Regions from separate parts of the Homo sapiens genome. Here regions 2, 3, 4, 5 and 6 are each linked to region 1. The links are chromatin contacts, found by Hi-C or POLR2A ChIA-PET in ENCODE. All regions are on one chromosome and are shown on one strand. The core of a region is the stretch at or near the end of the contact, and the rest is flanking DNA. Distances in the headings are between cores, read along the strand shown. Region 1 holds the start of ATF3 (activating transcription factor 3). Region 2 has its middle 42 kb from the start of MIR3122. Region 3 overlaps RPS6KC1 (ribosomal protein S6 kinase C1). Region 4 has its middle 85 kb from the start of MIR3122. Region 5 holds the start of RPS6KC1 (ribosomal protein S6 kinase C1). Region 6 overlaps LINC02608 (long intergenic non-protein coding RNA 2608).

The links. Hi-C counts contacts between places; a loop is a spot of excess contacts on that map. ChIA-PET counts read pairs that join two places held with the same protein, here RNA polymerase II (POLR2A). Pooled maps may share reads with other maps.
Region 2: a pooled map of gastrocnemius medialis shows a loop between it and region 1 (6-fold over the local background). The contact joins the enhancer-like site here to the promoter of ATF3 in region 1. A Hi-C loop is called at or near these places in 1 of 50 pooled maps. POLR2A ChIA-PET finds 5 or more read pairs at or near these places in 2 of 52 experiments (GM12878 and activated T-cell).
Region 3: a map of PC-3 shows a loop between it and region 1 (7-fold over the local background). The contact joins the enhancer-like site here to the promoter of ATF3 in region 1. A Hi-C loop is called at or near these places in 1 of 168 maps with a recorded cell type or tissue (PC-3), 2 of 37 single-sample maps with no recorded cell type and 7 of 50 pooled maps. POLR2A ChIA-PET finds 5 or more read pairs at or near these places in 3 of 52 experiments (K562, PC-3 and activated naive CD4-positive, alpha-beta T cell).
Region 4: a loop to region 1 is called in a pooled map, with 4 times the contacts of the local background. The contact joins the enhancer-like site here to the promoter of ATF3 in region 1. A Hi-C loop is called at or near these places in 2 of 50 pooled maps. POLR2A ChIA-PET finds 5 or more read pairs at or near these places in 2 of 52 experiments (H1 and K562).
Region 5: a map of mammary epithelial cell shows a loop between it and region 1 (2.9-fold over the local background). The contact joins the promoter of RPS6KC1 here to the promoter of ATF3 in region 1. A Hi-C loop is called at or near these places in 2 of 168 maps with a recorded cell type or tissue (K562 and mammary epithelial cell) and 7 of 50 pooled maps. POLR2A ChIA-PET finds 5 or more read pairs at or near these places in 5 of 52 experiments (H1, MCF 10A, Panc1 and 2 more).
Region 6: a loop to region 1 is called in a pooled map, with 2.3 times the contacts of the local background. The contact joins the enhancer-like site here to the promoter of ATF3 in region 1. A Hi-C loop is called at or near these places in 4 of 50 pooled maps. POLR2A ChIA-PET finds 5 or more read pairs at or near these places in 3 of 52 experiments (AG04450, HEK293T and activated CD4-positive, alpha-beta T cell).

The regions. Positions count from the first base shown.
Region 1 is chr1:212,606,271-212,610,527 of GRCh38, forward strand. It overlaps ATF3 (activating transcription factor 3), which reads left to right and starts at 2,491. Exons shown (of 4, transcript NM_001674.4): 1 at 2,491-2,660. RefSeq lists silencers at 583-762, 2,153-2,362, 2,983-3,122, 3,133-3,312 and enhancers at 1,159-2,116, 2,117-3,074, 2,813-2,872.
Region 2 is chr1:212,117,446-212,121,702 of GRCh38, forward strand. No RefSeq gene overlaps it. Among named protein-coding and RNA genes, the nearest start is that of MIR3122, 42 kb to the left of the region's middle. Within about 2 kb of position 2,211, at least 6 of the 41 ENCODE cell types and tissues checked have a DNase peak (open chromatin) inside an H3K27ac peak, as active enhancers do.
Region 3 is chr1:213,068,192-213,072,448 of GRCh38, forward strand. It overlaps RPS6KC1 (ribosomal protein S6 kinase C1), which reads left to right. Exons shown (of 15, transcript NM_012424.6): 2 at 2,815-2,850. Among named protein-coding and RNA genes, the nearest start is that of RPS6KC1, 19 kb to the left of the region's middle. RefSeq lists an enhancer at 2,250-2,549. Within about 2 kb of position 2,365, at least 2 of the 41 ENCODE cell types and tissues checked have a DNase peak (open chromatin) inside an H3K27ac peak, as active enhancers do.
Region 4 is chr1:212,160,502-212,164,758 of GRCh38, forward strand. No RefSeq gene overlaps it. Among named protein-coding and RNA genes, the nearest start is that of MIR3122, 85 kb to the left of the region's middle. RefSeq lists an enhancer at 732-841. Within about 2 kb of position 2,235, at least 7 of the 41 ENCODE cell types and tissues checked have a DNase peak (open chromatin) inside an H3K27ac peak, as active enhancers do.
Region 5 is chr1:213,049,537-213,053,793 of GRCh38, forward strand. RPS6KC1 (ribosomal protein S6 kinase C1) reads left to right here and starts at 1,705. Exons shown (of 15, transcript NM_012424.6): 1 at 1,705-1,973. The coding sequence starts at 1,869. RefSeq lists a silencer at 1,834-1,933.
Region 6 is chr1:212,236,501-212,240,757 of GRCh38, forward strand. LINC02608 (long intergenic non-protein coding RNA 2608) reads right to left here. Exons shown (of 4, transcript NR_125984.1): 2 at 2,407-2,476. Among named protein-coding and RNA genes, the nearest start is that of LINC02608, 46 kb to the right of the region's middle. Within about 2 kb of position 2,296, at least 9 of the 41 ENCODE cell types and tissues checked have a DNase peak (open chromatin) inside an H3K27ac peak, as active enhancers do.

The DNA of each region.
Region 1 (4,257 bases), core at 1,241-3,740:
AGTGGACTTAGTTCTCTGTCAAGATTCTTATCACTTTTCGGGTTTAGAATATCAGGATCAGACTTCCGTGAACAGCTGACAGCATTTCTATCCAACTTGGAGATTCCAAACTAAGAGTAATTAGAATGAAGCAAGATTGATAAAAAGAACTGGAGGCACAATGGTAATAAGAATAACCCGACCGGGGTGTTGGGGGCTTCTCCCCCCACCCCAATTATCCTTCCCTTGCATTGTTTTGTGGAGGACGGTCTGGCTGTTTGTTTACTTGACGCCCTAAGTTGAATTTCCCCTTAAGGACAGGAGCAGATCTCCACAGATCTGGCTTGGGTGTTTTAATGGAATCATAGTTCAACCTGTAAACTGGTCAAAATTTCTGTTTCACAGCAGAAAGAGTAAAAAGCTTCACGTGTTCTCCCTCCTCTCCTTGCTTCACTTTATAATGGTGCTATTTATTCCAGAACAATCTATAAGTAGATAAAATAGCTAAGTAGAGATAACAAATAACTTCATTCAAATGCAAACACTCCTCCACCTAATCCCGCCCGGTGTCCGCCGGGCTGCTCCGACACGCCCGGGGTTTACCTGCGCGCACTCCAGCGGGAGGGCGGGTTGTGGAGGTGTGCTGAGCGGCGCGCGGGGGTGAGGGCGTGGAAGCGGAGGGTGGGGCCCGGAGAGCCGTTACCAGGGCGAAAAGTAAAGCGAAAACACCCGCCCTGCACTTCCCGCGCGACGCCGCTGGAAATCGGTTCAGGTCCAGAGCAGGATCTCGGAGGATCCCGCGTGGAACTCCAGGGCTCCCGGGTCCGCCGGGGCGCAAAGACTTCCGAGGCCGCCCTCCGCGTGTTCCCAGGCCCGTGGAGAGGTGGGTGGTCTGAGTGAGGTCGGGCTTGGCGGCGAGGAACCCCGGTGGGGGGAACTGGGGACTTCAAGTGAGACCCAGGCTCCAGACACCTCTAGTTTCTACCCCAAATTACCAAACTGTGACCTTCGGCCGCCTCTCTCCCAGAGGCAGGTGGAAAGGAGCAGGTGTTTCTGCCCTTCACCGTGCCCCCACACCCTGCGGCCGCGCAGGTCTCCCTCCCAGGCAGGTGCGAAAGTCCCAGGCCACACTTGTGTCTACAAATAGTCATCCACGGGCAGTCAAGAAGGTTCCTTGGTTCTGCCGCTCTCTGAGCAGAAATTGTTGGGGTCGGGGAATAAGAACCAGGAAATCGTTTTTAAGGTTCAAACCCAGTTCTGCTGAGGTCTCAGCTCGAATCTCGGACCACGGGGCCCCGCCTTTCCCGCCACCCTGGCTTGAGGGCAGAGGGGATTTCTGCTGCGGGTTCCGCCTGTGGTCATTGCGTCCCCATTCCGGGCCGTCCGGTCCCAGTCCAATCGGCTCTGGGAGCAGAAGAACACGTGAAAGCTGAACATGGGTTTTCCCTAAATATTGCCTGAGAGCGGGGCGACCCCCAGGCCTGGGCAGGTTCGCGGACCCCAAAGCACCTTCTCTTTCCCCCTCCTCCTGGCCGCTGGCTTCCGCCCCCTCCTACCCTCCCACCGGGTTGCCTCTGATTCCTCCTGGACTCCGATCTTTTCACGCTCTTGTTGGTTTCACTGACATGTTCTTGTCAATTTCAAACGCTTTGTGATTGTAAAAAAAAAAAAATCGAACCGATACGGTCCTACCACTCGCCCTAGTTTCGGAGCCCGGAGCTGTCCTGCGTGTGCGTCCATGTGGAGTGTCCGGGGCTGCGGGCTCGGGCGCACGGTGCCAGCCGAGGGCTGCCCTCCGCTTTTGTGTTAACCGGCGGGCTTCTCGCGGTCCCCGCCGCAGAGGTCACACCCGGCGGGTAACGGCGTGGATACACCGAAGGGTGACTTTGGACACCTTCCCCACACCACAGACTAACGCTTCTGCCCCTACTCCGCCCCTGCTAGAGAAGTAGGAGGCCAGTGGGGGAGGGGGTATTTTCCTGAAGCTCCAGAAAATGACCACGCATTTTAGAGAAAGGTCGTGCCCGCTTCCCAGCCTCACCTAGTCTGGGCTGGGGCCGGGACCCGCCTCCCCACCTTCCCCGCCCCCCCCGCTCTTCAACCTAGCGGAGGGACAGATGCCAGCGCGGTGGAGTCATGCCGCTGGCTTGGGCACCATTGGTCATGCCTGGAACACGCAGCAGCGAGTACGCACATCTGGCGGCTATCCCGGGCGGCTCCGGTCCTGATATGGAGAGAGAGGGCGGGCTGGTGTGTGTCTCAGTGAGCGAGGCTGGGGGAACGCGCCTGGGCTGGCTCCTCCCCGAACTTGCATCACCAGTGCCCCCTCTCTCCACCCGCCTTCGGCCCCGCCTTGGCCCCTCCTCCACCCCCCTTCCTCCGCTCCGTTCGGCCGGTTCTCCCGGGAAGCTATTAATAGCATTACGTCAGCCTGGGACTGGCAACACGGAGTAAACGACCGCGCCGCCAGCCTGAGGGCTATAAAAGGGGTGATGCAACGCTCTCCAAGCCACAGTCGCACGCAGCCAGGCGCGCACTGCACAGCTCTCTTCTCTCGCCGCCGCCCGAGCGCACCCTTCAGCCCGCGCGCCGGCCGTGAGTCCTCGGTGCTCGCCCGCCGGCCAGACAAACAGCCCGCCCGACCCCGTCCCGACCCTGGCCGCCCCGAGCGGAGCCTGGAGGTGAGCGCTGGAAGCCGAGGGAGTGAGCGCGACGAGGGCTGCTCGCCTTCATTCCCTTCGCGCCCCTCTAAGTAACCAGTCCGCCGACCCCTGACCCACCCCGGATCCGCGCCCCCAGCCTCCGGCTTGGAAATAACTCTGGCTTAAACTTCTTCTAAGCCACCGCTGCTCCTCGGCGCTTCGAAAAGTTTCCCGCAAAGCGAAAGAACTAACTTTCTCTTTTGACTTGGGGCGCGAAAGGTTCCTGGTGACGGAGGTCGGGCGTCCACTCTGCCGCCAGCCTCGAGCGCCGCTTCTCTCCGCCGACGGCGCTGGCTTGCCCGGCTGGGAGAGGGCGTAAGGTGGGTGGGCGGGTGCGTTGGGGTGTCCGAGGCTGCCTCGCTCGCCGTCCCGCTCCATCCCTCGCTTCGAGACACGGCACTGTGGGAGCCGATCCTTCCCGGGTGGGGGGGGGGGGGCGCAGAGAGGCACGAAGGCCGGAGGCTTGCGGGAGGGCTGCCCCACGCGCCGAGAGGAATGAATGGGGAAGGGGCGAGAGGGCGGGAGGCGTCCCGGGCGCGGCCGCTGGGGGTCGCCCTGGGTACCCCGCAGCACTGGCGGCAGGACCGTGAAGGCAACCCCGAGAAAAAGTTAGCTGGGATAAGCTTGGAAGTGGCGAGCGCTGGTGTCGCGCTGTCCCGGGGCGGAAGACGGGGAGGGCTCCCGGCAACGGCTGGTGTCCGGACCCCGAGCCCGGGACTCCCACACACCTGGGACTCTCACTCTGGCTTTTCCTTCGGCGGGTCCGCGGGAGACCCACCGTGGCGGGGAAGCGAGGGTGTGGAGCCACTTGTGCAGATATTTGAGAGAATGGCTTTGTGGTCTAGTGCCAGGACTCTGAGCGCTTACACTGCAATCGATGTCGTTGGGCCTCAGTATGCGGAGCCGGGAAATAAGGGCACATGGGCAGTACCGGCCCCCTCTGCGTGTTGGAGGGCACAATGCAGTGGTTGGACCAGATAACTACTAAGGTCCTTTCTGTCTGGAGATTTTCAGATTTTGGAGTGGTGTAGTGGGGAGAAAAGGAGCCAGTGAGGGGACTTGAATGGGGTGGGTCTCTATCTAATGTCATTCACCAGTGTCCAGACAGTGGGGGAAAGGGGACTTTTCTGCAGGGCATCTTTTCCCTCACCAGCTTTCTTTCCACTGGATTCGTTCTCCTTCTCTGCTCCCCCCACTCCCATTTTCATTTCTCATCTACTTCCTTTCCTCCTAAACATTTTCTTTTCCCTAATTTCATTGCATAGGTCACATATGCTTTCTTACAAATAAAATAGTTACTAAATCCTTGATGAACCCAGAAAGAAAAGGAGAGCCAGAAAATCTGGATGTTCTCTCAGTGTACCCCTTTCGTTGTAGGTGACAGTCATATCTTCTGTTCGAAGTTTCTGTCTCTGTAACTTAAAGTGAAGGCAAAAAATTGGTATTACTGTCCCCATTGTTTTGCAGTTAGCATTGGTTGTAGAATAATGCTACAACATACAGGCTCCTGCTTTGAGGATATCCTGGGCAAAGATGGGATGGGGTGAGGATTGCAGTTACTGTCGGAATGGTTTCA
Region 2 (4,257 bases), core at 961-3,460, 490 kb before region 1:
GAAAAGAAAGAGAGAGAGGAGAAGAGAGAAAGAAACTAAATCTCTTTGAATTTAAGTGATTTGCCCATGGAAGGTAGTGAGTGGCAGAGGGGGGATTTAAGTCCCAGCTTCCAAAGCCTGTTGACATGGAAATGACTTTAAATAACCATCATGACAATTGTAATGTCTTCTCTCTTCCCTAGAGAATGGGAACTGGGACAGCACAGCCCCGCTGAACAGTGGAGGTATCTGGGGTTGTGGCACATGGGGCCCTGAGGGAAGCTCATCTGGGAGCTAGTTCAGTCAAACACAAGGAAGAAGAGCATGGAAGGTTGCCCTGAGAGTCTAGATGCCCACTGGGACCAGAGAGCAATGATCTCTGGTCTAAATTTACCAGAAGTATTAAAGAGTCAGAAATGAAATATACATACATCCACTGGGTACAGTGGCTCACGCCTGTAATCCCAGCACTTTGGGAGGCCAAAGCGGGCAGATCACGAGGTCAGGAGTTTGAGACCAGCCTGGCCAACATGGTGAAACCCCCGTCTCTACTAAAAATACAAAAATTAGCCGGGCATGGTGATGCGCACCTGTAATCCCAGCTACTCAGGAGGCTGAGGCAGGAGAATCACTTGAACCCGGGAGGCAGAGGTTGCAGTGAGCCAAGATCACCCCACTGCACTCCAGCCTGGGCGACAGAGCAAGACTCCATCTCAAAAAAGAAAAAAAAAGAAATATACATACGTCCAATTAAGAGTGAACTGGGGATGATTTAAAAGATTGCTAGCTGCAGCAGAAGCTCTGATGAAAGTCAGCAAACTTTCCACAGAGCTCTTAAGAAGAGAACAGTATAAATGTGTCACCCAGATACCATAATCTTGACTCTGCTATCTACTGATCCTGTGACCTTATGCAAGTTACTTCATTTCTCTGAGCCCCAGTGTCCTCACTGAAAAACAGGAAAGGTGATAACAGTGCTTTCTCTGTTGTCATCGGAGGATTAAATAAATTACTATATATGTAAGGTGCCTAGGCAAGTGTCAGTCGTGTACTACATTTTAACTTTTTATGATTATCCTGGGGGTGCTAAAGTCCCTACCTTGAAGTGCAAATGGTGGGGAAGACAGTCAGACACACATGGTCTTAATGGAATGGGTTGTTGAAGGCTCCAACACCACAGAGAGCTTGTACGTTTTCAGCTGCACTCAGCAATCTGGGAGCAGAGCCAAAGAAAACTGAGGTAGGGATTACCCAAGGTGGGAAGTCAGCACAGGCGACCCAGGGAAGAGTGAAAGTATGCGGGACCCATGGGCACCCTGGAAACGGCAGGCCAAGGGATCCAGGCTGGATGTGGAGGGTGCAAGAGATTCTGGGAAGGGTGAGCAGGTGAGGAAGAATTACCTGAAGCAGACAGGTAGAAAGAAGCTAAGATGTTTGTGGTCAGAGTAGGGTTGTAAGAATTTGGTATGATATGGGCCATTCTGATGCCCATGTCCAAAGTATATTTGTTACAGTGAATGACAGGTTGGGCAGATGTTATTTGTAGGTTTTAGAAAACAATAGTGAAGCTAAGATACCAGAAAAGTAAAAAAACAGGTGACAGAAGAGGAAGTTGTCATGAAAGCTACAAGGCAGGTGTTAAGCCACTGAGGAGGGCAAGAGAATGTGCTGGACACCAGCGAACAGTTGAGTGGACTGAGCCAGCAGTAAAACAGGATGATGTGCCCAAGAAGGGTGGGGAAGCCGGGGTCTGGAGAAGCTGGGGTCAGGAGGTTGGAGAATGTCAGCCTGTTCTGACCCTGAGGAAGAGAGATGGGGCCTGGTGGCAGGCCAGGTTTTCATTTAGGATGAGAAGGGGGAAGGAGTGTGTGTGAAAAGAATGGAGGAGGTAAGGAAAGGGTGTTCACCAGATAGCTGGTGCTGTACAGCCCAGGGGCACAGAGACACCTGCAAAAGCCCAGGGATAGTTAGCAGCAAAACGCTGTCCTGGATTACTGCCCTGCCAGGAAGTGAGAGTGAGAGGCCAGGTTATGTCCCCACATAGCCCTGCCAGGGCCCTCCACTGCAGTGCAAGAGACAGGCTTGCAGGACTCAGCCCGAGAAAGAATCTGGGCTCCTGAGTCAAAGCAGCATCCTATTTCTGCTACATTCAGCCTGCTGAGTAATGGCTCCAAAGGCAATGCCAGCAGCTCACAGGGCACAAGGGGAAAGTGAGAAGCAGGGCCTGGCACCTTATTTTTGGAGCTGCTGTCAAAGGCCCAGCCCTCTGGTTCTGTGTGCCTGACACTCAGCGACAGCTCTCAGTGTGAGCTTGGATAACCAGCCCTGCAGGCACTGGCTGAGGTGCCCAGAGAGGCAGGCCCTGTGAGAAAGACGAGTTATGTGACTTCACCGAAGACAGGGAGAATGGAGTCTTTACTTCTTAAAGGAGTTCTTACTTCTTGAAGGAGTCAATCTCATTGGTCATCCCAGCTGGGCTAGTGCCTCAGCCTGAAGTCCCTTAGGAGTGAGCCTTGTATTCTTTCGCTGCTCACTTGTTCTTTGAAAATTACCTAAAATGATGGTGACATGCGGAACACACACAAACTTGAGGTGTTTGTTAAAGTGAGCAGTTTGAGCTAGAGTGGACTTTGAGCTGGTTTCCAAAGGCAGGGATGCCACTCACACTCTCCCAGCCAGTCCTCCATGTGTCCCCAGTGATGCTCCTGGCTACAGCTAGGGCTCAGTCTAATGTGAAAACAGAGTGACATTAGTTGTCGCATAATCACAAAGGTCAAACTTGTGATCCTTTGAGCACAGTGCTCTGGAAACTTGAGCTAACTGGCCCTGAGAACCTTTGAGACCAGCCTTTGGGTTAATTTCTGCTAAACAGATAGAACCAGACTCAGCCCTGGGGATACTCATGGCTCTTGGATAGTAGATCTGGTTCCCTTAAATCTCCAGTCTTCCTTAGACCCATCCAGATCCCCCAAGTCTGGGCTCTAGGTGAGTAGCCATTAATATCTTAATTTCCTATATGCTGACCCACCTTTTTCTTTAAAAGTATATCCTATTGATTCCTTGGGATTTTTTCTTAGGAATTCAATTTCTCTCATATTAAATATGCTTATGAAATAAAGGAATTGGGGCCAGAAACAGTGGCTCACGCCTGTAATCCCAACACTTTGGGAGGCCAAGGCAGGTGGATCACCTGCAGTCGGGAGTTCGAGACCAACATGGAAAAACCCCGTCTCTACTAAAAATACAGAATTAGCCAGGCGTGGTGGCGCATGCCTGTAATCCCAGCTACTCCGGTGGCTGAGGCAGGAGAATTGATTAAAACCAGGAGTAAGAGGTTGCGGTGAGCCAAGATTGCGCCATTGCACTCCAGCCTGGGCAACAAGAGCGAAACTCCGTCTCAAAATAAATAAATAAATAAGTAAAGGAATTGGAATCCAATGAGATTGAGTGGTTTGCACTGAATGGTCATAAGAACTTTATAGCACAGCAGTGATTAGAGCCCCACAGTCTCTGCCTCTGTCAGTTGGCCCATCCTCCACCTGCTGACCTCTGGTTTGTGCCAGTCTAAGACCCAAACCACTTATGACCACAGGTGTGGACCTCTTCTATGTGATAGTCTGGACATCACTGTGTTGGGTAATGGTCATCACTACACTGGGGGAACTTTCTGACAGATTCCTTTCTGTGATAAGCCCAACCGGGTGGAATTCTATTGTGCCCAGAGATAATTGTCCTGCAGTCAGAGCATTCTATGTTTTTCTCTGTCGTTGATTAATCAAGAGGGTTTCAGGCTTCCCTGTAGGCAAAATGTCTAAAGCATAAAAATGGTGAGATCTGTGTTCTGAATTCCATTAGTTTTTCTGTGGCTACAACTGGGTCTTACTCATTTATCAGATTAAATGCAATAGTGTTAGAAACAGGCTGGGTACAGTGGCTCACGCCTGTAATCCCAGCACTTTGGGAGGCCAAGACAGGCAGATCACTTGAGGTCAGGAGTTCAAGACCAGCCTAGCCAACAATGGCAAAACCCCATCTCTGCTAAAAATACAAAAATTAGTCAGCATGGTGGCACGTCCTGTAGTCTCAGCTGCTTGGGAGGTTGAGGCAGGAGAATCACTTGAACCCAGGAGGCAGAGGTTGCAGTGAGCCAGGATCACACCACTGCACTCCAGCCTGGGTGACAGAGCAGGATTTCTTAACGTTTAGAGGTTATCCACATTTTTGAGACTCTTTGAAATCTAAGGACACATACCCCAGAAAAATTCACAAGATGCTTAT
Region 3 (4,257 bases), core at 1,115-3,614, 460 kb after region 1:
AAATGTAAGAACGGCGGGGCGCAGTGGCTCACGCCTGTAATCCCAGCACTTTGGGAGGCTGAGACGGGCAGATCACGAGGTCAAGAGATTGAGACCATCCTGGCCAACATGGTGAAACCTTGTCTCTACTAAAAATACAAAAATTCGCTGGGCATGGTAGCACATGCCTGTAGTCCCAGGTACTCGGGAGGCTGAGGCAGGAGAATCACTTGAACACAGGAGGTGGAGGTTGCAGTGAGCCAAGATCGCGCCACTGCACTCCAGCTTGGGTGACAGAGCAAGACTCTGTCTCAAAAAAAAAAAAAAAAAAAAAAAAAAGAAACACTTATAAGAAGCAAAATTAGTCATACTATGTGAAATACTATACTTTTGGAAAGGTGTGTGAGGGGACAGGCTGGTATTTGAAAGTAATAGCTAAAATCAAAGATTTGAATAATGTATAGTTGTTAGTTACCTGTTATAGTCTCTTATACTGAATCTGTGTTGTCTAATTTGGTAGCCATTAACCACATGTAGCTATTTTGATTTAAATTTAAATTAAGGCTTACAGTGGTTCTCACTTATAATCCTAGCACTGTGGGAGGCTGAGGCGGGAGGATTGCTTGATCCCAGGAATTTGAGAGCAGCCTGGGCAACATAGGGAGACCCCCATCTCTACCAAAAAAAAAAAAAAGTGTATATATGTGTGTGTGTGTGTGTGTGTGTGTGTGTGTGTGTGTGTGTATGCCGACTGTGGTGTGCCTATAGTTCCAGCTACACAAGAGGCTGAGGTGGGAGGATCAGTTGAGTCCAGGAGTTTGAGGCTGCAGTGAGCTATGATCATGCCATGGCACTCTAGCCTAGGTGACAGAGTGAGACCCTGTCTCTTTAATACAAAAATTTTTTTGAATTAATTTAAATGAAATAAAATTAATGTAGTTTCTCAAAGTAGCCATATTTCAGTGGCTCAGTAGCCACACACATGTGGCTAGTGGTGGCTGTGTTGAACACTGCAAATAGAGAACCTTTTTTTCCGTTATCACAGAAAGTTCTATTGCATAGCACTGTAGTATAAATTAATGACAATTACTACAAGATTTCACCAAGTTTATATATTCTGAAAGTTGGAGAATAGAGTGCAAGATATTTGTTCTCTGGAATTCTTAGGTGGGACCTTTTACAATGGTTAACCTGTCTGGTAGGGGACAGGAAACTTTTAAATTATAGAGTTCTTGCTGTGTCCTTATTTGTTGTTCACAACAGCCAGGCCAGGCAGTTAGTATTATCTCCGTTTTATCGATGAGATCAAACCTGTAAGAGGAACTGTAATTTGAACCAAGGTTTGTCTGACTTTACATCCTCTATTTTTTGTTCTTATTTTGGACTTTAGGGGTGTTGCTGAATGGATTATAATCCCTAGTTCATGGTGTATTGTCATTAGATATCAAAGACCCTTTTCTTCCTCACACTCCTAGGCAACCATTTTAATGTGTGTTTGATTTATCTTTTTTTAAAATTTTTTTTAAAGTGAAAGCAAGTTTATTAAGAAAGTAAGGGAATAAAGAATGGCTACTCCATAGGCAGAACAGCCTGATTTATCTTTTTGTTTATTTTTGCAAAATACACCATTGTAGCTTCAAAACCGTTAATTTGACACTTACATGGATGGTACCGTATTATGTAATCTAATGTGAGATTTTCCTAATTTAGGATGCTGTTTGATGATTTAAACACCTAGCCTTTTCAAAAGTTTTGTGAAAAAAATCTTTTTACCTGGTGTTAGACTTTTTGGCCTTTGTCATCAGGGAAGTCTGAAGGAATCTCTCCTTTTCCTCTTTGCTTAGGGAGTATTGATAGAAGGATTATTTGTCCCTGAATGTTTGTAAATAATTTATATTACTTTTGTTTTCTTCATCATAGGTAGCCAGTGATTACTTCTCATACTTCTCACATGTTGTGTCCGAGCATTGTAGCTGCTTTTTTTTAATTGAAAGTTTTATTGTGCTAATTGTAGATTCATATACAGTTGTAAGAAATAATGTAGGGAGATCCCTTGTACACTTTGCCTAAGTGCAGCTGCTTTTTATGCTTCTAATTTGTATATAGGCTTGCTGGGAAGGGGAGATGTGAACAAACTTGTTAGAATTATGTTAATTAAGTAAGAGTAAAGGCCAGATGCTTTTTCTTAAGAATGTAGTGAATATATGAACTTTAGCATGTGGACTTACTTTTAGCTGTTTTTTTGCTTAATTTTTAGTATTGTTAAAATAACATTTTTAGCCAAATTAAATTTAACAGAGTTTAATTGAGCAAAGAATGATTCACAAATTGGTCAGCCTCCTCAGCCAGTGTAGGTCCAGAGAGACTCCAGCGCAACCATGTGGTGGAAGATTTATGGACAGAAAAAGGAAAGTGATGTACAGAAAAGGAAACTGAAACAGCTGTATTGGTTCCAACTAAGCATTTGCCTTATTTGAACACTGTTTGAACAGTTGGCTCTCTTTGGCCAAAACTTGGTGATTGGCGCCAGAGTAGGTTACAGTCTTTACACATCTATTTACATATCTATTTCTCTTTCATTATGTACAGAGAAACTTTTAGGCCAAACTTAAAATATGTAGCCTAAGGGAGGTAACTTTAGGTTAAACTTGATTTAACAGTATGAATTTCAGATAGTGAAGTTATTATATAGCTGAGTTTTGGATAAATGATATAGTGTTTATTTTTTTAAGCAAATTGAATTTTTCATACAAATACTATTGGAAGTTAATTATACAAATATGAAATCTTAAATTTTGATAATGATTAGAGATTTCTATGTATGTTTTGTTTTAGGTTGTTTCACGAAGAAATCCAGAGGATGTCCAGGAGGTAACATTTATATGAAGATTTTATTTTATGTATTTGATAAAAATTTAACTAAATGCTTTTTTGAGGAAATTGCCTGAATCATTTGTACATCAACCTCTTTTTTTTGAGACGGAGTTTCGCTCCTGTTGCTCAGGCTGGAGTGCAGTGGCGCAATCTCGGCTCACTGCAACCTCTGCCTCCTGGGTTCAAGTGATTCTCCTGCCTCTGCCTCCCGAGTAGCTGGAATTACAGGCATCTGCCACCACACTCAGCTATTTTTGTATTTTTAGTAGAGATGGGGTTTTACCACGTTGGCCAGGCTGGTCTCGAATTCCTGACCTCAGGTGATCCACCTGCCTCAGCCTCCCAAAGTGCTGGGATTACAGACGTGAGCCACTGTGCCTGGCCTGTACATCAGTCTTTATATGTTTGCGTGAAGATTGTCTTCATTTCACAAAACAGTAGCTGAAGTGTCCTATTTGAGACCTACTAAGTAATTGTTAAGTTTTAGTAGGTGTTAAGTTATATAAATAAGAATTTAATGAATTATGGTGCTGTTTACTAAGTGATCATTGTTCTGGTAACTAGTGTTTACAAGATTTCAGTATCACTTAAGGGCCCCTATTTACCCATTTCAAGATCATAATGCCTGTGTAATAAAAAGTATTTGGTAACTAATATTTATTTTAAAGATTCTAACAGTAAATTATGGGTCTCTGCCTACTTTCACTTTTAGATTGAATTGACATGTTGACATCTTGGAAAACTGCTTTAGGCATAGATATTTCTTTTTTTTTAAACTTTAAGTTAGTAAGTTCTTTTGCAGATTCTTCTGTGCATTTTTTCATTTTTTTTCCTTCTTTCTATAATGGTACCAGCCTGTTATGTTTTGCTTAAAATTGTGGAATTCTCTATTTGTATTTACTTTGTGCTTGTTGTGTATCTTTAGGAATCCTTACTGAGGAGCTTGCTGCTTTGAATGTTTCTTGATTTATTTTCATTTTAGTCCCTGCTCAATTTCACTAAGACTAGAAGGACATATATCAGGATTTTTTCCGCCTCCCTAATGTGTTTAAAACAGATACTTTAAGTTTACAGTCCTGATTCTGCAACAGTATTGTTTTTTTTTTTTCCACAATTAAATATGAATGTCTTTGGGTGGTAGGTTGTTTCTGTTTAGCCACGGGTCCCACTACTCTACAGAAAATACCTGGCTTGATTCATACATTTAAGGTGACTGTTTGGTACTGGTTGATATGAGTGTATGGCCCCAGGTTTAGATAATATTTAAATTTTATACATTATCATTTCTGGCTATGTCTGATTTCATAGTTGTTTTTGTCCTATGATTTAAAACAGATATATTTTTATACAAAAATTAGCTGGGCATGGTGGCAGGCACCTGTAATCCCATCTACTTGGGAGGCT
Region 4 (4,257 bases), core at 985-3,484, 450 kb before region 1:
CTCTATTCTAGTCCCAAGCACTTGGTAGAATAAATATATTTCATTCATTCCAAACAGGCCTTAAAGTAGGATAATTTTGTGTTTCTGAGTGACAGGGACTATACCCTACCAACTTTTTTTTTTTTTTTTTTTTTGAGACGAGTTTCACTGTTGTTGCCCAGGCTGGAGTGCAATGGCGCGATCTTGGCTCACTGCAACCTTTGCCTTCCAGGCTCAAGCGATTCTCCTGCCTCAGCCCCCCGAGTAGCTGGGATTACAGGCGCCGGCCACCATGCCCTCTTGTTCGTTTGTTTGTTTGTATTTTTAGTAGAGACAGGGTTTCGCCATGTTGGCCAGGCTTGTCTCGAACTCCCGACCTCAGGTGATACACCCGCCTTGACCTTCCAAAGTGCTGGGATTACAGGCGTGAGCCACCGCGCCCGGCCCCCTACCAACTTTTTACCCTAACATACAGTAAGTGTTAACACCTGTGAGTGTGAGTGTGAGTGTGTGAAGGTTAACCTGGAAGCATTGTGCTTGATGGCCTAGAAAGGGAACAAAGAAAATCTTGGCTGCAATGGTCAGGGCTATTTTATTCTTCCCAGTACTAGTAGTGCCTGGCACATTAGAAGTGCTCACACACATTGGCTGAATAAATGAAGAATCCTGCATTCATTCACCCTAGTTCTAGCTGTAACAATAGAATCCTATTCACTCTGGGTAGTTCTAGAGCCAGTTAGAGATATTGTATTGCATTCTGGAGACCCTCCAAGTCCAAGGAATTTCACCGTGTCTACAGAATACCCCTGTCTCCAAAGAAACTACATTTCAGTTCCAAGTAGTTGTACCACAGTCATAAACACAACCACAAAGGAGAAATGGAAACAAACCACCAAAACACTGTGACTGGGAGGCCCAACTCCTCTCAACCACTGAAGAGCAGTTTCTAAACAAACACAAAGGGAATTGTACCTGCTCTGGGTCCTGCCAAAAGAATAGAAAGCAAACCCAAGAAAGTCAGACTGGCACCAAGTGAGAACCCAACAGGGCCAAATAGGAAGCTCACTGGGGGAGGAGAGATGCCAGGATTAGTGGTGGTAGGAGGTTGACCTAATTCCACTGTGTTCAAGGGATATTACTGCCTGGTCCAATGAGTCATACAGCTCAGGCATGTCATATCATTTTAACCACAGATAATAAGAATAACAACCTCCTTTTATTGAGTGATTACTAAGTACCGGCCCTATGCTAAGCACTCTTTACACATTAGCTCACTTTTGCTAAGACTGGGCAGGGAGGTAATCAAGTCGCAGGAGTCATCCAGGTAGGCAAAAGAAATATGAAGGCAAGCGCACCACCAAGGCTGAGGACAGGAAATTTGGATGTTGACAGACAAGTGTCTGCCCCACCTCTAATTCGTTAAGCTGATGATTCCCAAACACACATCGGAGTAAACTGGGAAAGTTTTCAAAAGACAGCTTTCTGAGTCCCCCTCAGACTCACTGAATCAGAATTTCTAAGGACAAGGCCCAGAAATCCATATTTTTATCTATATTTTTAAAATCTATATTTAAAAATCCCAATTTAAAAAAAAAACCACCCTGAATTCACACTTGTGAATATCCCACATACACGTGGGCCCTTAAAGAAAGTGCAGATGCTAAAATAACCCAGGACCCTACATTGGCTTATTCCCAAACTGCTTTCATTTAGTCCCAGCTCTACTGGGTCTCAAATCCATGGCTCTAAAACCCTAGACATTCTTTGGGCCTGTGGACAGGTGTTTCTCAGGCTTTGCATCTGAGTTAGTCCCCAAATCCTTAGGATTAACTTGACTCCTGGGCATTTTGTGCCACTATAGGTGGTTACGTCCTCCCACCCCAGACATTTGCATCTAAACAAGCAGTGCCAGAGCCCTGTTAGTGAGGATGAGTAGGGGACACTTGGACCCAGGATACCAGCAATGAGACCATCATACAGAAGGATGAGTGTCCTGCAAGACCTGGCCCAACTAAAAGCCTCATAGCTATTGCCTGTTAGGGGAGGAATGAGTCTCTTAGCAGTCCCTGAGCACACATTGAAAAAGGATGCAAGTGAGGCGGCGAATGAGGGGTCTGAGCTTGAAGGTAGCCCTAGGACCTCCTCAACAGGCTCCCAGGTTCTGAATCCTGTTCACGAATCTTCCTTCTCCTGCATCAAGAACCATCTCCACCAACCCCCATCTCTGGTCTTTACCACAGGAAAACACCTCTGCTCAATCCTGGCAACCATCCACCACCCACAGACAAAAATAGACCAGCTGGCCTCTGCAAGCACGTTGCTTTCACTGATGAGAAACAAACACCCATTTAGTTTACTTTCTCTTCAAAAGTCCAGGAAGCCTCTTGACAGAAGATACTGGGAAGTTTTAGTGAAGGCCAAGGGCTTAAGTTTTGAAACCTAAACCATTTGACAGGCCCCGTGAAGGTGAAACTTATGGTCACATTGAAGCTCTTGCACTTTGAGTCTCATTTGCTAAATGTAGTAAGGCATTCATCGGGGTCTCTGAGACGCAGAAAAAAATGTAACGACAGTGAGGCATATGTGTGCTTCACGCAAGAAAGAACTTTTTTTTTTTTTTTTTTTTGAGACAGAGTTGCCCTCTTTTACCCAGGCTGGAGTGCAGTGGCACAATCTCAGCTCACTGCAACCTCATCCTTCCAGGTTCAAGCAATTCTCCTGCCTCAGCCTCCCAAGTAGCTGGGATTACAGGCGTGCTCCACGACACCCAGCTAATTTTTGTATTTTTTACAGGGTTTCACCATGTTGGCCAGGCTGGTCTTGAACTCCTAGCCTTGGGTGATTCACCCGCCTCAGCCTCCCAAAGTGCTGGGATTACAGGCATGAGCCACTATGCCCGACATGAAAGAACTTTCTAATGGAGTTGACCATCAGGAGAAGAGTCTGCCTGGGAGATGTGAGATCATTTCCATTGGATGTGACTCTAATTATCTATCAGCCATGCCATAGGTGTGAGGTTGGACCAAGAGAACCTTTAAGATATCTTCCAAGCTCTAACTCTACGACTCTGTAATCATTATCACCATAAACTGGGCACCTTTTCCACAAGGGGCTTGTGTAAAATGTGGAACAATCAACTTGGAAAAGGCCTATTCAAGAATCAGAACTTCTTGTGTTCTGAGGGATATTCCTACAAATCTCCGAGGACATAATAACTTACCAATATATAGTCTAGGAATATTTCTGAATGTTTCAGTCACTGAGAGTCCAGGAAGCCTCTCTTCTGGACAGTGTCTGCTAATTAGCTCCCTTGTTGAAATAGTCTGTATCCACCACCAAACACCCTGAGAGTGCTATCCTTTCCTGATGGATACATTATAGTTTATTTCTGAAATAGTTTATCTCTCAAATCTCTCTCTAACTCACACCTCTCCCCTGCTTAGATTGTTCCAATCAGTTGGACATTTTATTTGTATTTCAAACTACCTACACTTGAATATCTGTTAGACATTTTAAACTGAAAATACCCCAAACTCGTCTTCTGCCACCAAACTTGCTCCTCCCACCAAACTTGCTCCTCCCACAGTCTTGCCTGTTTCAATTAATGGCAACTCTATCCTTTCAATATGCTGGGACAAAAACCTTGGAGTCATTTGCGACTTATTTTACACCTTATAGCCAGTCTTTCAGAAAAACCTGTTGTTCCTACTTTCAAAATATATTCAGATTATGACCACTTCTCATCACCTGCACTGCTGCCACCTGGTCTAAGGCCATGGTTCTCTCTCACCGAGATTACCACAGTAACGTTTTCAACTCATCTCTCTGCTTCCATCTTTCAGTCTTTCTCAGCACAGGATCCAGAGTAGGGTGATGGAAATGTACTATATGGCTATTGTGGTGGTGGTTACATGACTCCATACATTTGTGAAAACTCATCAAATGGTACTCTTAAAATTGACAAATTTTATTATATACAAATTATATTGCAAGGCCAGCCATGGTAGCTCATGCCTATAATCCCAGCACTTTGGAAAGCCAAGGTGGAAAGATCGCTTGAGCCCAGGAGTCTGAGGCCAGCCTGGGCAATATAGTAAGACCCTGTCTCTACAAAAAATAAAAAAATAAAAAATTAGCCAGACGTGGTGGTGTGTGCCTATAGTCCCAGCTACTTAGGGGGCTGAGGTGGGAGAATTGCTTGAGCCTAGGAGGTCAAGGCTGCAGTGAGATATGATTGTGCCACTGCACTCCAGCCTGGGCAACAGAGCAAGACCCTGT
Region 5 (4,257 bases), core at 455-2,954, 440 kb after region 1:
AAAATCAACTTAAACAACTTTGACGGTGAGTGGAAGGAGAAAGAAAGGAAGAAAAGAAGGCAAAATGAATAATGCCCTTTACTCCCTTCTCTCCTGGCTAACTCCCATCTCTCTTCCAAGACTCAGTCTTCTATCAGAAAGCCTTAGGCGATCTTCCATCCTGAATTGATGTGCTCTTTAGTACTCCATATATACATTCACCATGGTACTTATCACAGTATATTTTGTGTCTTTATTTTTCCTACTAGATGGTACTTGAGAACAGGGACTATCTACCTTTTTTTTTTTTTTTTTTTTTTTGAGAGAAGTCTTGCTCTTGTCCCCCAGGCTGAAGTGCAATGGTGCGATCTTGGCTCACCGAAACCTCCACCTCCCGGGTTCAAACGACTCTTTTGCCTCAGCCTCCCAAGTAGCTGGGATTGCAGGCGCCTGCCACCACGCCTGGCTAATTTTTTGTATTTTTAGTAGAGACGGGGTTTCACCATGTTGGCCAGGCTGGTCTCGAACTCCTGACCTGAGGTAATCCGCCCGCCTCGGCCTCCCAAAGTGTTGGGATTACAGGCGTGAGCCACCGCGCCCGGTCGGAGAACAGGGACTATCTTTGTAACTCCAATGCCAAATTGGCATCATGTCTGGCACATAGTAGGTGGTGAATTCAGGTTTAATGAATGACTAATAGACTTAGATATATGTAGGTTGAAAAGAAGGAGCCAGTGGTGAGAAAGAGATTAAACATACAGAAAGGAGATTTGGAATGTCATTGAAACAGTGTCTTAAGGTTTGCCAAAGAGGATGGGATTCAGATCACATGTGGAGTCATTAGCTGTAAAAATGAGCAAGTGATATGTGTACGTTTCAGACTGGCATGGAAATGTGAGAAGACAAAGGAATTGGTACTAAGGGCCATAGCTGCTTCTTCCTCTTCTTTTTTCCCTGTAAAGAAGAGTGGTGGTGCGGAGAGTAGGGAGGCAAAAGGAAGAGGAACAGAGTCTTTAGGATAATGGCAAAGACTTGGCATGAATATTTTGTGGAATGAAAAGGAACCTTGATCACAAAAAGATAAAGGAACTGCCAAGCGTTGATAACAACCTCAGCTGAAATTGGAAACTGTAGTGAGTGACTCGGAGAGGTCGAGTGACATATTTCTTTCTTCTAGCCAGAGGCGGACTCCAGATTTTCGAACCTGTGGGGATTTTTAAAAGATTGATATTGGCTTGGGAGCTTTTTTGGGTTGGGGGCTTGCTGTGCAGATGTGTTACAGAAAGGCGCTCAATGGAAGGAAATTCGTCTTAGAAAGAAGTAAGGGATATGTCTCAGAGAATGAGATGTTGCTGTGGGTATTTAAAATGATAGGCTGTGAATAGGTAAGGAAAGAAGGTGCTAGGCTATGGTATCTCTCCATCCCTTCAACACTCCACTTAAGTTTGTACCACGGCGGGGCGGAGGCAGGGAGGACCACGCTCTCCCGGTGTGGCGTGGCTATACCAACTCTCATAAAATCTCATAAAAGGTGACGGAGCTAGCGTACAAGAGGTCGTCTTTAGTGGAGAGGCCTGAGGTCTCCGCAGTGACGGGGGTGGCAGCGCGACCCCTTAGTCTTCAACTACAGGCCAGTCCCAGGTGCCCCAAAGGGGCTAGAATCTAAGGAGGAGTCTCCCCTCCCCCTAGAAGCGGGAGATAGCCTGGCCCGGAAGCTTCTCTGCTGACCCGGAAGCAGAGCTGTGCAGCTGAGGCGCCGCCGTGGAGCCGCCTTGGAGCCACCGCCCCCTCGCCGCTTCGCCGCTGCGTTGGGGAACCTGGACCGCGGCGGCGCCGGGTTTCCCTCATGATCCCGGGCGGGTGGCGGCGGCGGCAGAGGCGGCGGGAGGATGACCTCTTACCGGGAGCGGAGTGCCGACCTGGCCCGTTTCTACACTGTCACCGAGCCCCAGCGACACCCGAGGGGCTACACAGTATATAAGGTCACCGCCCGGGTGAGTGCCGGTGTCGGGCTGGGGTAGAGCTTGGATTGGGACCTGAGGATCTGGGGTGGGGACCCTGATGTGAGGGTACCTGACTCTGGCTCAGAGCCGAGGGTGGGACTGGGTGCTGCTCCTACTGGCGGGACTTGGGTGTCGGAGGTTGGGATTTTTAGAGTAGTGGCTGAGTGTGATATGCCCAGGGCTTCACTGTAGTAGGTCGTGGTAGAGTCCTCTTTCTGGGGGTGGGGCAGTCAGTGGTTGATGGTTTTAAATTGATGACTCAGTTCCCATCCCGTTTGGACTTTCTCTTCTGAGTTCGCAATTTGCAGAAGTGGTTTTGCTTGCTCCAGGAAGATAATGCAGATTAAAAAGTGTTAATTTATGTATTGTTTGGCTTATGTAATATAAGTTGTTTTTTCTCTTGACCTTTATCAGGTTTGCTGTGAGAAAGACAGATTCTTGGGACAGATGTCAGTGTTAGGCCACCAACCTAGGAACTGTGGATCCGGGCTTTGTCAAACCTTTGAGTTTTTCATGTTTTTCAGTAGGAGACGTGAAAAAAATCTGCTGAGGGTGGCTTGTGTGAGCTACCATGAGGGCACATTTTAAAGTTGGGAGGCTCCTTTACATCAACTAACTGGTCCAATTTTTAGTACCCACTTTATGTTTCATTGCTTTTGCCTTGAGTTTTAAAGAGAGTCTGCATCTTCTAGGAAAGTAAGAATAAATCAAAATTAAATAAGTATATATGTATGTGACGTATGTGTGCATGAATATATGTGTATAGTAGGCATTTTATGCACATCACCCAATTTAATTCTCATTTTAATGAGGAAGAAATAGATTAAAGCAAGTTTAGTAACTTGCCCAACTTTACATTGCAAGGCAGTAGCAGATCTGTCTGGGATCTGAAACCAGTTTTGCCTAACTCCAAGTTATATAAAATGTTAATAATTAACTTTATCAATTTTTAAAGAAGAGAGGTACAGATTAAGTAACAGTAGTTCAATATACATTTGGAGGATGTAAAGCAGGCCTTCAGAATAATTTTTTTTTTTTTGAGACGGAGTTTCGCTCTTGTTGCCCAGGCTGGAGTGCAATGGCATGATCTCTGCTCACCGCAACCTCTGCCTCCTGAGTTCAAGCGATTCTCCTACCTCAGCCTCCCGAGTAGCTGGGATTACAGGCATGTGCTACCATGCCCTGATAATTTTTTGTATTTTTAGTAGAGATGGGGTTTCTGCATGTTGCTCAGGCTCATTTCGAAGTCCTGACCTCAGTTGATCCGCCTGCCTCGGCCTCCCAAAGTGCTGGGATTACAGGCATGAGCCACCACACCCAGCCTGAGAAGAATCTTAAAGGTTAAATAGATCAGTTTGGGGCATGGGAGTGGCACGTGATGTATGGAAATGGTGCACAATTCAGATAAATGTGAGAAGGAGGGATAGATGAACATGTCTGTATAAAGATAATGAGAAGACCTGACCTGCTATTGCCGATTGCTGTTCGGAGAATAGAGGGATGTTTGTTGCTCCCTGCTTGCACTTAAGGTTGTTACATGGGTGGAATGTTAGTTTCAGGTTGTGTAAGAAATTTTGTGAGAGTGAGGGGCCCTTATTATACCACTCTTGAAACCTTTCTAGTCATTGGGCCCTTTGAAAATCTAGGCTTAGTTTCCTAACACATAGTGTATGGAATCAGAACAGTTTTCAACATACGTAATGTTTCTCTCACAGCATCCTACTTATCCGTTAATTTAACAGGAAAGTTATATTGTATTAATTTAGTTGCATGTCTGTGTCTCTTAGTGGATTTAGAGCAGTTCTCTATCATTGGCATTTGTTTCTGCTTATATCAAATAATAGATAAAAGAACATGCATGTGCATGGCACACAGTGCCTGAAAAACATTGTTGAATGTTTTCCTCTTCATTGTACGGAGCACACCCAATAAATGTTTAGATCCAGGCACTAAATACTGAGGGACATAAGGCTGAATAAAGCAGGGATCTTTATTCCTTTCAAGGATACTCATAGTAGAAGAGAGTTTAGTATACTTAAGTGTGATATAACACAGGAAGTTCCAGCAGACACTACAGAAAAGGGCTGTGGGAAGACAGATTGCTTCTGGATCAAGAGATTGGGGAATATGTACCAATCAAGATAGTTGAAAGAGGGGAAGAATCCAGAAAAGGAGAGGGTATGAAAAGGTAGACAGTTGAAGGGGTAGAGTCCATAAAGACCTGGAGGTATGAATGTGTGTGGAACTGGAATTGGAAGCACTGAGTATAATTATT
Region 6 (4,257 bases), core at 1,046-3,545, 370 kb before region 1:
CAGGTGCCTTAAAATAGCTCTGCCACTAGCTGATCACTCAATCCCATTTACAAGGGCAAACCTTCTTCTGTCAGGGAGAAAAGGTTTAAACATACAGAGGGAGGTAACTGTTGCAGTAAGTAGCCTTAAAGCAAGCAGAGGGGCGCTAAATCATCTCTAAACTTCCAGGTCTATGATTCTAAGATCTTAATTATCCTAACTGGGAAGGAGAGAAGAAAAGAAAAAAAAAATAGGTGGCTTAGAAAGTGAGCAGAGAGTGTAAAGCTTGGAGATTTTTCTATTTGAGATTTGGCTGCATTTAGAGCCAGTTTTTAAGCATTGCCAGGTTCACCTTTGTAAAAGGCGTTTAGAAATCTGCCACTATCAGATTTAAATCAATCTGGCTAATTGGTGTGATTGGAAAGTTGCAGTGGGGCAAGTAATCAGATTGGTTCCGGAGCCTCCACCCTTTGCTGTGCCTGGGTGCTACCTCCTGCAGGGTAGCATATTCCCAATTTTTGTGGTTTTGCAGTGGCCTCCTTTCCTAAGCCCACTAAGCATTTTCCTGTTCTTTTGCAAGGTCTTCTTTTTGTGTCAGGGTGTGGTGGAGCCACACAGGACTGGCATGATATTCACCACTTGTTACTTATGGAACTTGAACATATTTAACCTCTCTGACCATCAGTTTTCTCATCTGTAAAATGAGACCACATTAACGTAGCTTATAGACTTACTATGAGAATTAAATGTATACATGTGTAGATGATCATATTAGACTTTAATTGAAAAGCTTTCCAGTAGGTGTCTTAGTCTGCTTTCTGTTGCAATAACTAAATCCCTGAGACTAGGTACTTTTTTTTTTAAAGGAATTTATTTGGCTGGGCGCAGTGGCTCACGCCTGTAATCCCAGCACTTTGGGAGGCCGAGGTAGGCGGATCACGAGGTCAGGAGATCAAGACCATCCTGGCTAACATGGTGAAACCCCATCTCTACTAAAAATACAAAAAATTAGCCGGGTGTGGTGGCAGGAGCTTGTAGTCCCAGCTACTTGGGAGGCTGAGGCAGAAAAAAGGAATTTATTTCTTACAGTTCTGGAGGCTGAGAAGTCCAGGGACAAAGGATTCCATCTAGTCGGGGCCTTCCTCTTATGGGGACCCTCTGCAGAGTCCCAAGGCAGCTTGGGACATCACATGGTGAGGGGGCTCATGAGAGAGAACCAACCTGGCTTTTTATAACAGACACACTCTTGTGATAACTAACCCACTCACACAATGATAACCTATTATCCATTAACCCAGGAATGGACTAGTCAATCCAATCATGAGGGCAGAGCCCTCATGACTCAGTCACCTCTGAAAGGCCCCACCTCCTGATACTGTTTCACTGGAGAGTGAGTTTCAACATGAGTTTCAAAGGGGACAGTTTCAAATTATAACAGTAGAATTATGTGCATGTCCAGGTGTGCCATTTAGTAGCTGTGAGACCTTAAACAAATTACTGTGCCTCAGTTTTTTTATCTGTAAAATAGAGATAATAATACTACCTACTTCAATGGTTTTTGGTAATGATTAAATGAGTTAATATGTGTAAAATGCTTGGCATAGTAATTGGCAGATGGTGTGTACTATGTTTTAGCTTTTAATATTATTATTATGCATATTATTATGCAACACACCCAGTCTAATACCTGGCACAGAGGAATGTTAAAAAAAAAAAAAAAAGTTTGAATCCCTGTGCTCTGACACCTTTAGCTCCAAACTTGCTGCTGCTACTCAGGATCTCCTTCCTCTCTAGTTGTCCTGTTTAGCTGAGCCTCTCTCCAGCTTATGTGAAACCGTGTCTTGGTAGCTGCTGGGCAATTAGGCATTCAAGGCCCATGTTTGGTGGCCTAGGTAGGCCAGCAGGCAAGTTCAGGAGGGACTGAATCGGTGAGAAGGACCAACAACTTTCACTGACCTCATGACTTCATTCCCTTTATTTGGGGTTCTAGCCTCAGGACACACCAGAGAGGGAAGCCACGGCGTGTCCTTCAGGCCTTCTCAGGAAGCAGGCTTTCCTGAAGGAAGCAGTCCCTAAAACAGACTTGCACCTCTACATTTTGTCAGCCCTGGCACATGCTGTAGGAGGTTCTGGGTTAGCTTCGATGGGGATGTTTTTTCAAGCCTGCAAACTGCAATAGGTGACAACTTCCAGTCCCAAGAGTTTGGCTGGCTCTGCGTTGAACACAAAGCTTCCACTTGCTGCTGAGGGCTGCTGTGCTCTGCCTGCCTTCCAGGGAGAGTTACTTCTGGAAGGCTGTCATGGAGGGAGGAGAGCTAGGCTGCCGGGCCAGCTGCCCACTACACTGGTTCAAACTGGCTGTGCTGGCTCAACAAGGAAAAGACAATCTCACTAATCAGCAGAATCAATCACAGATTAGGAGCTTACCCTGCGAAGGCACAGTGGAGGGTAAAATGGAACAGAAAACAAAGCCCATGTCCTCAAGGAGTTCGCCAAGCTGGTGGAGGAGACGAAAACACTTAAAGAGTAAACTAATAATAACAGGGTATCCGAAGTCACCAGTTTGTCCTTGCAGGTATCAGTGACCTATAGCACTCCTTAAACTCCTGTGGTTCTAGGTAAAACAAACCTTCCCAGCAGAGGCATAATACTACCTATTCTATACCAGGCATTCTTCTAAAGGCTTTTTAATATATTATTTTGTTTAGTTTTCACAGTGACCTTTTGTAGTAGGTGTTAATCTCCTCATTTTCAGATGAGGAAACTCAGGGTCAGACAGGCAAAGGGACTAACCAGAGATCCTCTAGGTAAGAAGTGATGGAACCAGGATCCAAAGCCAGGTTCTCTGGCTCTGGAGGCTGTCCCTTCACCCTCCAGGTTAAACTAGCCGGAGCCAGGGAGGGCGGCTCTGGGAACCACACTGGATAGGACTCCTTCCTCTCTGACGTTGTGGGGAATCCACTGTTGCCTGCTCCTGCCCTTGCTGACTAAAGGCCTCTTGTGTGTGTTGTGTTCAGTAACTTGAGGGAGAATCTGCTCAGTTTGTCCACCCACCACCCAAGGTAGGAATCCCTCTCAGGGAAGGGGTCTCCTGCCCCCTCATAGGCTTTGGGCCACTCCCAGATGGTTGCTTTTAGGGGAGAAAAGGATGCTAATCCAATCAGTTGTGACCAGGATGGTGGTAGTCACATGGCATAGGGGAATCAAATGGTTCCCCGTAACCATCTGATTGTTAGGAGGAGCTTGCCTAGTGCATGCATCTATAAAGAAGGATGTGACAGCTCCTTCCTCCCTACTTATGCTGTATTGCTGCTGGCTGTGCACTCAGAAGCCTTAAAAAACATACATGTTTGCACATAGTATATTTATAAGACTGTTAATAGTGAAAAATAAATGTAACTATCCAGCCATAGGGGATGTACCTAAACAACAGATTACCATATAACTGTTGAAATCAATGCTATATAAGTATACTTATTAACATAGAAAGATTTTTTTCAGTATGTTGCTAAATGTCAGGATCCACTTGAAAAACAGAATGAATAGTCTGATCCTATTTTCAGAAGGAAAAAATGTATATGTGTGTATAGAAAAACATTTTCATTTATACATCAACATATTAATGGAGGCTGTCTCTGATAGGAAGGATTTTAGGTTATTTAAGTTCTTTTTGCTTATGTGTATTTACATTTTTCTACAGTAAATATACATTTCTTATTTAATAAACCTGTTATTTTTAGAAGATCTAATGATGTTAGAAATAATCTTAATTTTATAAAAAGAATCATCTCACCTTAAATATGAGAAAACAAAATATCTGAATTTCTTGTTCTTTCTCCCTTTTTCCCCCTTGTTTTTGGTGGAAAGCAGATAGTATTCATTGTGGAGAATGATTCTAGGCTAGTAATTTACCTTAGAGCCATGGCATACGAGAGCTGGAAGAGATTTTAGGGATCATCTAGCCCAATTCCTTATTTAACAGATGAGGAAACTGGACTGAGAGGCTTAGCTAGTTCTATAAGTGCTCGGTAGCAAAACTTTGGTTGGAATCCAGGTCCTTGGACACAGTCCAGAGAATTTTCTTTTCTTTTCTTTTCTTTTTTTTTTGTTTCGAGACGGAGTCTCACTCTGTCACCCAGGCTGGAGTGCAGTGGCATGATCTTGGCTCACTGCAACCTCTGCCTCCTGGGTGCAAGTGATTCTCCTGCCTCAGCCTCCTGAGTCGCTGGGACTACAGGCATGTGACACCACGCCTGGCTCATCTTTTGTATTTTTAGT